Linked DNA regions of Homo sapiens: all the other regions are linked to region 3. Evidence: chromatin loops called from intact Hi-C (ENCODE). Cell type or tissue: CD4-positive, alpha-beta T cell. All regions are shown on one strand.

The links. Hi-C counts contacts between places; a loop is a spot of excess contacts. Peaks named below come from ENCODE experiments on the same cell type or tissue, not always from the same donor. Only the 100,000 strongest peaks of a DNase experiment are listed, where the experiment ranks them.
Region 1: a loop joins it to region 3, with 4 times the contacts of the local background. A loop is called at or near these places in 4 of 110 quality-filtered maps.
Region 2: a loop joins it to region 3, with 7 times the contacts of the local background. A loop is called at or near these places in 25 of 110 quality-filtered maps.
Region 4: a loop joins it to region 3, with 11 times the contacts of the local background. A loop is called at or near these places in 49 of 110 quality-filtered maps.

The regions. Positions count from the first base shown.
Region 1 is chr22:41,821,709-41,824,208 of GRCh38, forward strand. All of the region lies in intron 6 of CCDC134 (coiled-coil domain containing 134), which reads left to right. Among named protein-coding and RNA genes, the nearest start is that of SREBF2, 10 kb to the right of the region's middle. RefSeq lists enhancers at 1,293-1,362, 2,074-2,500. In CD4-positive, alpha-beta T cell, a CTCF peak has its summit at 1,244 (motif pointing right); a DNase peak (open chromatin) is centred at 1,233.
Region 2 is chr22:42,367,921-42,370,420 of GRCh38, forward strand. LINC01315 (long intergenic non-protein coding RNA 1315) reads right to left here and starts at 1,288. Exons shown (of 2, transcript NR_120597.1): 1 at 1,138-1,288. LOC124905126 (a long non-coding RNA gene) reads left to right here and starts at 1,572. Exons shown (of 2, transcript XR_007068114.1): 1 at 1,572-1,784. RefSeq lists enhancers at 1-542, 835-954, 1,323-1,617 and a silencer at 1,325-1,484. In CD4-positive, alpha-beta T cell, no CTCF peak of the experiment used is centred here; DNase peaks (open chromatin) are centred at 781 and 1,481; H3K4me3 peaks cover 1,735 bases; H3K27me3 peaks cover 991 bases.
Region 3 is chr22:42,436,231-42,438,730 of GRCh38, forward strand. LOC101927344 (a long non-coding RNA gene) reads left to right here and starts at 1,937. Exons shown (of 6, transcript NR_188414.1): 1 at 1,937-2,102. It also overlaps a transcript of NFAM1 not described here. RefSeq lists enhancers at 1,132-1,231, 1,972-2,021, 1,985-2,486. In CD4-positive, alpha-beta T cell, CTCF peaks have their summits at 1,437 (motif pointing left) and 1,637; DNase peaks (open chromatin) are centred at 13, 1,411 and 1,701; H3K4me3 peaks cover 708 bases; H3K27me3 peaks cover 299 bases.
Region 4 is chr22:42,277,130-42,279,629 of GRCh38, forward strand. It overlaps a transcript of TCF20 not described here. Among named protein-coding and RNA genes, the nearest start is that of TCF20, 7.7 kb to the left of the region's middle. RefSeq lists an enhancer at 1,028-1,277. In CD4-positive, alpha-beta T cell, a CTCF peak has its summit at 1,360; a DNase peak (open chromatin) is centred at 1,392.

The DNA.
Region 1 (2,500 bases), 610 kb before region 3:
GGTTGCTGGAGCCTCATCTGGAGGAGGTGAGGAGGGGTGAGTTGTAGTGCTGGGGGAAGGCTTGGCCTTGTACAGAAGAGCAGGTCCTTAACCTTGAACAGGAGGGCGGGCAGAGCATGTGGGCACAGAAGCAAATGGGTTGGTGGGTGTGGTGGTCGAGCTGTGGGGGTTGTCTCCTGCTACTTTCATCCTCTCTGTGAGATAGAAAGCAAGGTCATGGTCTGGGAGTGAGGGGAGCACGGAGGCTTGAGGAGAAGGTATGTGCAGGAGAGCAGGAGGATGAGCGGACCAGGGAATGAGGCTGGATTGCCGGCAGCACGGAGGGCCTGCTCGTGGTTATTGTAGGGCTAAGGAGTTAGAGAAGGTAGAAGGCGGTGGCCAGAGTGGCATGCTTGAGGCTATGGAGGATGTGGTTGTTGTCAGGGACAGGCAGAGCAGGGTAGCTTGAAGACAGGAGGAGATAAGGCTGGAGACGTAGCATGGGGTCCGGGCCTTTGAACAACAAGCTTAGGAGTTTGGGGCTCTATCCTGGAGCCAGATGCATTTTTGCAGAGCAGGCAATGAAGAGTGAATTTGGAATAGAGAGGAAATAAATTGATGACTAACCTAACAGTGAAGACAGCGGAGGCACAGGGAGGTACAGTAATCAACCTGAGGTCTCACAGCCAGTAAGTGATGGAGTGAAGGTTCAAATACATGTGGTCTGCCTCTTGAACCATGCTCTTAACCACAGTGCTGTGTTGGCCATCAGCCTGCTGACCTGACCCAGGCTGGTCAGGTACAATCAGGGGTGGCCAGGGAAGATTCCTGGGGAGACATCTAAAGATAGATTCAAAAGATGACTAGGCACTGCCAGGCCTAGGTGGGGAAGGGAACAGGGAAAGGATGGGTGTGTTTCTCTTCTGACCCGGCTAGGTTAGGCTGAGCCTGCTGAGGCTGAAGGGGCTAAGATCTCTTGACTTGCCCTTGCCCAGCCAGAGTCAGAGAGGAATGGGGTCTCTGTGGCCTAAGGGGTCTCCCAGCTCCCCGTCTTAAGTGGATCAGGATTCACTCACAGAGACAGGAGCAGAGTGTGGTAGGGAAGTACTAGGCAGGGAAGTGTGCAGCCTGCAAGGCTAGTCCTAGTTGGGCCTACCACATGCTATGTGACTCACTTACCTTCTCTGGGCTACACTTCTGTGAATCCCCCCATCTTCCAAAGTCATGACTCAATCTAACCTGGTAGGCAGATTATTCCACAAGGTGGAGCCATTTGTTTGTTTTTAGTATCTACTTTGATCAGATCAAACATTTGTCACAATTGCCCTAGGAACAAATAAAAGGGTGTGTTTTACAGCACAGCTACCTGAGTTGTAGGCATAGTAAATCTTCACCTAACATCATCCATAGGTTCTTGGAAACTGTGACTTTAAGTGAATCTATGTATTACAAACCAATTTACCATAGGGTAATAGATATAAATAAGAGTTAAGTTACTACAGCATATTTCTGGTCAAAAAACCATTACCAGAATTTTTTTTTTTTTTTTTTTTTTGAGACAAAGTCTCGCTCTGTTGCCCAGACTGGAGTGCAGTGGTACAATCTCAGCTCACTGCAACCCCCGCCTCCTGGGTTCAGGTGATTCTCCTGTCTCAGCCTCCAAAGTAGCCGGGAATACAGGCGCCCATCACCACACCTGACTAATTTTTGTATTTTTCAGTAGAGACAAGGTTTCGCTATGTTGACCAGGCTGGTCTTGAACTCCTGACCTCAAGTGATCTGCCCACCTCAGTTTCCCAAAATGCTGGGATTATAGGCATGAGCCACGGCGCCCAACTCCAGTCTTCAAAATAAAAACCAAAACACTCTTAATATGAAACATTGAAATAAATGTGAACTATACATACATTTAAGAAAGATTCATCAAAACAAGTAAAATAATTATTTATCCATTTAGTCCCGTTCAGGGTCCAGCCTCTCCCAGCAACTCAGAGCATAAGGGAGGAACCAACCCTGGACAGGACGCCCTCCCATCACAGGGCACACTCACACATGCCTCCACAGTCAGACTGAGACAGTGTAGACATACCAGTGAACCCAACATGCACATCTTTGGGATGTGGGAAGAAATTGGAGTACCCAGAGAAAACCCACCAGAACACGGGGAGAATGTGTGGACTCCACACAGACAGTGGCCCTGGCCAGGAATCGATTGTTTTTTTTCTCATCCACATTATAATGACACGACCTTGAACTAAACCACTTTATTCGAGGACCTGCTGTGCTATTGTATTTCCTATTCTAACGTGGCTTGCTCATTCATTGAAAAAACACATATTGAATGCTCTTGAAAAGCCAGGAAGACTCTGTGCTAAGGCCTTGTGGCAGAGGACACTATCCTCCTACCCTCATGGAATGTGCTGTCTGGGAGGGCGATGGGCACAAGAAAGAAGGAATCAGCACAAAGTTGAAGGGAGCACACCACCAGGAGCAGCCCCTCAGGGAGTCAGGGCAGGTCTAG
Region 2 (2,500 bases), 68 kb before region 3:
CACCCGAAGCGCTCCAGGCACAGCACCCCGGACACAAAGCAGGTGGGCACTAGCACCCCCTGCCCAGTACTCTGCCACCAGCTTCCCTCCTGCGTTCATTCTCTCACCCAGTGCTGCGGGGCCACCTGGAGCTACAGAGAGGGAGTGGGATCCACCCCCAGCAGATCCGAAGGTCTCAATCCAGGGCTTCCCTGCATCCCAGCCCCAGGTCTCACCTGCACTACCCCCATGGCTAGCACCCTTTCTCCTCACTGAGGCGGAGGTGGAAGAAGAGGAGCCAGGACAAATGGGGTTTGAGTCCCTGGGTCTGATTACGAGCGTGGGACGGGTGCCAAATTGGCCTCTTCGTCCCTCAGCTTCCTCACAAGTGAGGTGGAGACTCCCCAGGCTTCCCCGGAGCCAGGGACAGAGTGAGCGCTTGATGATCCCGTCTAAAAGTCTCAAAATGAGCCCCCTTTGGTCTCGCTCTGTCGCCCCAAATCCCTCTCCCGCCTCAGCTGCAGTTTCTCCAGCTCCCGAGGAAGGGGGGCACCCGAATTCCAGCCGCTGAGGCTGGAGTTTGGAGTTCGCCCAAGGAGCTTCCGCCCTGGGATGCGGCTGAGACCCGACAGGTGGGTCCCGTCCCCGCCCCAGATGTGCGCCTGGCCCCTCGGAGGCGCGGCTCCGCCTACGCCCAGACCCTTCCTCCCCGCCAGCCCGCTCAGCGCGCTCTGGCAAACTTTCCGCGTCCAGAACCCGCCCGCGTCTACACCTGCTCGCGGTTCAACCGCAAGCGCAAGTCTACACGGTCTCACCTGCCCCCGGGTTGCTGAAGGGTGCCTCGGTCACGGGGCCGCGTCTCCACAGGCTCAACAGCTGCGAGTCCCCGGGACTGCCGACCTCAGCCTTGGGGATCCGTCTTGACCACCCCCGGATTCGGAGGCGCCCGGGCCGGACCACCTGTGCTGGTCTCCACCTCCTCGGCAACCCCGGGTCACCGGAGATGCTGCAGCTCGAGGGTCCCGCCTGCACCATCCATGGCTCTCGAGATCCTTCAGAGCGCGGACCCGGCCGAGACCCCGCGGAGCCGCTGCGCGTGGCTGGTGCCCGCGGTCGCCCCGCAGTCCCGTATGCGGCGAAACCGCCGGGGCTGCTTACCTGGCCCGCACCCTCACGCTCCCGTCCGGGCTGCGCAGCCGCTTCTCTCACACATTTTGCGATAACATCGATGGCGAAAGAAAATGTTGTAAATCCTCCTGCGGCCACGTGGCTGTCCCCCCACCCCCTTCTCCCTTTCTCTGGCCCTCAGGACAAAAAGGCCCCGCGGCCGGCCGCTGGCCACGGGGCTCTGGGCGGGCGAAGCTGGCTGCAGCGGGGCGTGGTCTGGGGAGGGGCCGGACCGGGGCGGGCGGGGCGTGGTCGGGGCAGGGGCGGGGCGCGCTGGTTCCGGCCGCCCTCCCCGCGGAAACCGGGCCTGAGACTAGGGCTCCTGTTCCAGCTCTTGATTGGTCGGTCGGCCAGCACTGCTGACGTCTGATTGGCTGAGACAAAGAAGGGACTAAGGCCGTAGGGGTGGGGGTTTGTGGATTTCATTCTTTGCCTTTTCGCTCCGGCGGTGGCCGCTGCTCTTTCGGACCTTCCTGAACTCTGCGGCCTTTTCCTCTCTGCTTCCGTGGTCCCTATCATAACGCTACCTGCATTTCCTTGTCCTTCTCTACCAAACAGCACCTGGAGATAGGGACATGGGGTTCGTGCTGCTCACCACTGTCTCCCCAGGGCCTAGCACACAGTACGTGCTCAAAACGGTTAGTTGAATGAATTCGTGGAAAATATGCATACAGGTGTTTAGAGCTATCTTTAATGTTGGCAACATCCCTAGGAGATATTACTATTCTCTCCCGAGGATGAGGAAACCGAGGTGCAGCGAAATTCGGTCACGTGGGGATGAATGGCTGAGCTGATGCTGGGACATGCTTACATTACTGGATCTCGGATCCTCTACACAGTGATGCCCTGTGCAGTGTCAGAGCTCAGTTTCCCGTCTATCAAGAGTGTTGTGTTAGAGCACAAGATAGGTTAGAAGATGGGTTATTACTGCCAGGTCCTGTGGCTCACGCCTATAATTCTAGCACTTTGGGAGGCCAGGGTGGGAGAAGCGCTTGCGCCCAGGAGTTCGAAACCAGCCTGGGCAACATGGCGAAACCCCGTCTCTACAAAAAAAAAATTAAGAAGTTTTCTGGGCATGGTGGTGTGCACCTGTACTCCCAGCTACTTGGGAGGCTGAGGTGGGAGGATCACTTGAGCCCAGGAGTTGGAAGCTGCAGTGTTATGATTGTACCACTTGCACTCCAGCCTGGGTGACAGAAAAAAAAAAAAACCCGTCTCTACTAAAAATACAAAAAATTAGCCTGGCGTGGTGGTGGGCACCTGTAGTCCCAGCTAGCTACTCGGGAAGCTGAGGCAAGAGAATGGCGTGAACCCGGGAGGCGGAGCTTGCAGTAAGCCGAGATGGCACCACTGC
Region 3 (2,500 bases):
AAGTGCCGTGGGAAGGAGATCCCTCTGCTCCCCGCTGCGGCTGCGAAAATCACTTCCTTCCTCCCCAAAGACTCCAGCACCAAGAGGAGCTGAGCCGACCAGCAGGAGGGACCCCTCAGAATGACCCTCTGAGCTGGCTTCACTGAGGCAAAAAGGGTTCCAGGGTACTCAGGGGCCGATCCACCCTCTCTCTCAAACACCCTCACTATCAAAAAGGGCAGCCTCCATCCTAGGAGCAGCCGGGTTTACCTCTGGGGCCGTCTTGTGCCTCGCAGTGGCCCTGCAGCTGGGTGGTGCTGACCCCACCAGAGGCAGGCAGACCCACCTGGAGGCCATCTGCCCGCAGGCTGCCCGGGCTGGAAGCCTGGCCTGGCTTGTCTCCAGAATCCCCTCTCAGTTCCAGCTGCTTGTATTTTTGGCTCTTAAGCATTTGTTTGATGCCAGACACAGTTCTAAAGGCTTTTCTTGTACTTCAGCCCTCATAGAAACCTTGTATGGGAGGTGTTATGACTGCTCCTGCTTCGCAGATGAGGAAACTGGAGTTCAGAGAACACAAGCCACTTGCCCAAGGCCACACAGCGAAGACGCAGTGGAACAAGGGCTCCAGCTCCCGGGACCTGGCTTTAACCACTGCGCTCTCCTGCAATTCACCTGGTCCTTTAATCAGGGCAGATATTATACGCCTCAGCTGACATATTTAGTGAGGGAGAAAAACAGTGACTCACCTGCTTGAGGTCACAGAGGGGACCCGGGCTTTTCTACTGGACACATACCATGGTCCCCCTGCTATGCTCAGTTTCTGGGAGGCAGCAAGGAGCTAGTGCCAACTCCCCAACCCCGCCACACCAAAAGGAATCTTCAAGATCTGGAAGAAACAAAAAACAAAGGTGGCATGATTTTTTCTTTTTGTCTTTTTTTTTTTTTTTTTCTGAGATGGAGTCTCGCTCCGTCACCCAGGCTGGAGTGCAGTGGTGCGATCTTGGCTCACTGCAACCTCCTCCTCCCAGGTTCAAGTGATTCTCCTGTCTCAGCCTCCCAAGCAGCTGGGATTAAAGGCACCCACCACCACACCCGGCTATGTTTGTATTTTTTAGTAGAGACGGGGTTTTACCATGTTGGCCAGGCTGGTCTCGAACTCCTGGCCTCAAGTGATCTGCCCGCCTCGGTCTCCCAAAGTGCTGGGATTACAGGTGTGACCTACCATACCCGGCCACAATTTTCAACATTTATTCCACGTCCACCATGTGCCAAGGTTCTGGGAGGCTCGGGCCCTTGACACAACCATGTCCCTGAAAGAGACGAGCACAGAACCAGGAGGCCCTCAGACAACAGACGCCAGAGCCACCAAGTCCCCCACTAACGGTGCCACCCACTTCCCCTCCTGGCCACGCAGGACGGCCCCAGGGTTGGCCTGTGCTGATGGTGCCACCTGGTGGTAGACATGGGAACGCCCTCACCTGAGATTTCCTCTCCGTGACCCTTCTTCCCCCTCTAGGGGTCCTGGGCTGCCCTGAGGCCACCGCCTAGCAAGATCAAGATAGGGCTTGAGCGGCAGTGGGATAGGGCAGTGGGGGTTCCGGGGGGGTCCGGTGCAGGCAGAACCAAGAGTGTGCCGGCGGAGGGCTGTCGGTACAGGGTGCAGGGCGTGGCGGCTGCAGGACCTCAGCTTGCCTCTTTAAATCCCTTCCTGGGCACCGCGGTGGCCCGGCCCTTTCCCCTCGTGCTGTTTCTGCTGGAAACGCCGCACAGTCTCCTCGGGGGCAGCCGCCAGCGGAAACGGTTATTGGCCGCCAGGCAAGCCAGTCCCATCCTTCCCAGCAACTGGGACTTTCCGGGCAGGGCTCCCCAGCGCGGGTTCAGCTAATTAAGGAAGCAATTAGCCTCCCCTGAGGCTATTCATGCTTCCTCACCCACAGTTCTCAGGTTCTGTGAGACCAGAGCCTCAGTCTCCCGTGAGCAGAGGGTGTGTGTGTGGCTGCCACTATTCTGCAGACACGCTGGCTCCACCCCAGAGAGTTGCAGGGCCAGGAAATCTGCATTTAAACAGACCCTGGCTCTCACACTTCGGAAACTGCCCGAAGCACCTCTCAAATATGGGACAGGTTTGATACTCCCTCCCCCTCTCCGTTCCCCCGCTTCTCCCTTCTTCGCCCTCCTTCCCACTTCCTCCCTCCTCCCCGCCCCTTCTGCCCCCCACCTGCCCTCCCTCCCTCCCTTCCATCCTTCCTCCTCCTCCCGGCAACCTTTCTCCCTTCCCCACTCCCTCCCCTCTCCCTCCTCCTTGTAGGGACAGCGCCGCGTCCTGGGAAGGGCAGGGGCTCTGGCGTGAGCTCAGTTTGCATCCCAGCCTTGTCTCCTCAGGCGTTGAAGTGGGGGGCAGTTTCTGCATCCACAAAATGGGGATGAAATACCCACTTTGTCAGGGTTTAGTGAAGAACAATGGAAGTAAACGAAGTGAGAGCACTCTGCAAACAGTGAGATGTTGATAGAAAAGTAGTTT
Region 4 (2,500 bases), 160 kb before region 3:
CTGTGCCTGTCTGCTCCCTGCAGCAGGAATGCCGTTCCCTCTTCCCTACAGATTGAAATTATATCCTCTTTCAAGTCTTACTCAAATGCCACCTCCTCCACAAACTCTTAACACTTATTCATTCATTCAACAAACATTGACTGAGCCCTTATGACAAGCATTGATCCCAAGGGTCCCTGTGGTCATGAAGTTTATGGTGCCATGGAGCTGTTAGAAAAAGAATCATCACATAAATAATCATCTGATAACAGCCATGATACAAATTAGTAAGAAAGTGTGGCAGGAGCACAGCAGATGTACAATAGGGACCCTGAGCCTTGGGGATCTAGGACATTTGAGCTGAGGCCTGAAAGACAAGTAGGAAGTAACCACATGGTGAAGTTGGAGGAGAGCTCCAGGCAGAGGGCACGGCATGGGCAAAGGCCCTGCGGTAGGAGGGAACAAGTAGATTTCCAGGAAGGGCACAGGGGCCTGCAGGGTAATGTAAGTGAAATGAGAAAGCTGGAGATGCAGCTGGAGCAGGACAGTACAGGCCACAGAGGCTTTGCGACTTTATCCCTGGGCAAAAAGAGGAGATGATGAAGGATTCTGAGCACAGGACACAAGCCAGTATGTATTTAGACGCGATCCTGCCCTGTGGCTGAGCCTCTTCTGAGAAGTGCAGGCCCTGTGTCACGTCACCCTGAACCTCAGTCATCAGGGTTTTGGATGTGAGTTTCCATATCCCTCTTCCTAGGCCAAGCTCTCAAAGGCAAGGCTGACCTCTGGTCTTCAGCTTCATCCTCATCAGCCAGGCCAGTGCCCAGCACAAGGAGCTGCTCCAAAAACATACGTGGGTTGAACCAGTGACCAGGACAAGACGCTTATCAGCATTTCCCTGCGAAGGAGCAGGGCTGCCTGTAAAGCCTTCCACATTCTCTAGAAATTACAAAGTTCAAGGGTTTTAGTGAGGCCACGACTCAGGGAGCCCTTGAGAGCCAAGCTGGCATCCCACTGCTGTGCACACCCAGCCTGGGCACACAGTATGACCCTGCCCAGGCATCTGCCTGCGGCCGTCTGGTGAATGACCAGAAACAGAACCGAAAGCTCTGTAAAGTGCTCTCAAGGTTACAAAGCATGTTTCACAGGAGCAGTTTCATCTCACACGGGCAGCCCTCTGAGCTGGGTAGTTACTGCTTTACAGATGAGGAAACTGAGGCCCGGGAGAGGGCGGGACCTCAGCAAATCAAGAAAAAACTGAGACTAGGACCTAACGGAAGTCCAGGCTATGAATGGCCCCCGTAGGGTTAAAAGAGCTTTCTAGAAATTTCTTTGAAAACTATTGTAAAGTGACATATTTCCTCAGGATGTCTGTCACGCCAGCAGTGGGAGCCAACACACCAACTCTCAGAGGCTGTTCCCCCTGCGCGGCAGATCCAGACGCTCAGCTCCCAGGCCTGGAGGCTGGCGGCTTAGCCCAGGGCACAGGAGGAGGCTGCCTGGGTTTGGCGCTGACTTACAGCAGGTGCTGAGGGAATGCTGAGGAGAGGCAAGGCTGATTCAAGAGGCCGACAACAGAGAACATTCCTAGAGCTCTCCCGCCAGCTAGGCATGGTGCTAAGTGCATTACCTGCGTCCACTCGTAACATCCTCACAACACTGTGAATACGATGACCATCCCCATGTACAGGCGTGGACGCTAAGGCTCAGAGCAATAAATAATTAGCCTGAGATCACACGGCAGGTGAGTGCAGAGGCCGGATCTGAACCCACACATTGCCCTTAAGCAACCCCATGTCCTGAGCAAAGGTGAGCAGAAACATCTTGGGAAGAGGGAACCACGACTGTATCTTCCTCAGCAGACATGATGGTGCAGGGTACCCCTTCCCCTGCCCACCTGACGACCATTATTCCCATTATCAGTATATCCCTCTGTGGGCAAATGATGACAGACATGCATGGTAACCACTTCTTCACAAGTTTTGTGTCTCCCCAGCCTCCTCCCCTAGGGCTCTCTAGGCTTCCTTTACCCGTCCTGCCTCAGATGGACTCCCAGCATCATCATCTGCCTCTGTGCCTTCTTGGTAGTAGGTGGGTGTGAAAAAGAAAGGAAGGGCCAGGTGCAGTGGCTCATACCTGTAGTCCCAGCACTTTGGGAGGCTGAGGCGGGCGGATCACCTGAGGTCAGGAGTTCGAAACCAGCCTGGCCAACATGGTGAAACCCTATCTCTGGTGGCAGGTGCCTGTAATCCCAGCTACTTGGAAGGCTGAGGCTGGAGAATCACTTGAACCTGGGAGGCAGAGGTTGCAGTGAGCAGAGATTGCGCCACTGCACTCCAGTCTGGGCAACAGAGCGACTCCCTCTCAATAAATAAAATAAAATAAGGAAGGACAGAGGGCAATGTGACCTTCGGCAAGCTCCCTAAGCTCCTGAAGCCTCAGCCTTTTCACCCGTAGAACAGGGACATTAACATCACCCCCGAGTGAGGGCTGCAGGCACACAGTGACTGCGCTTCTCAGT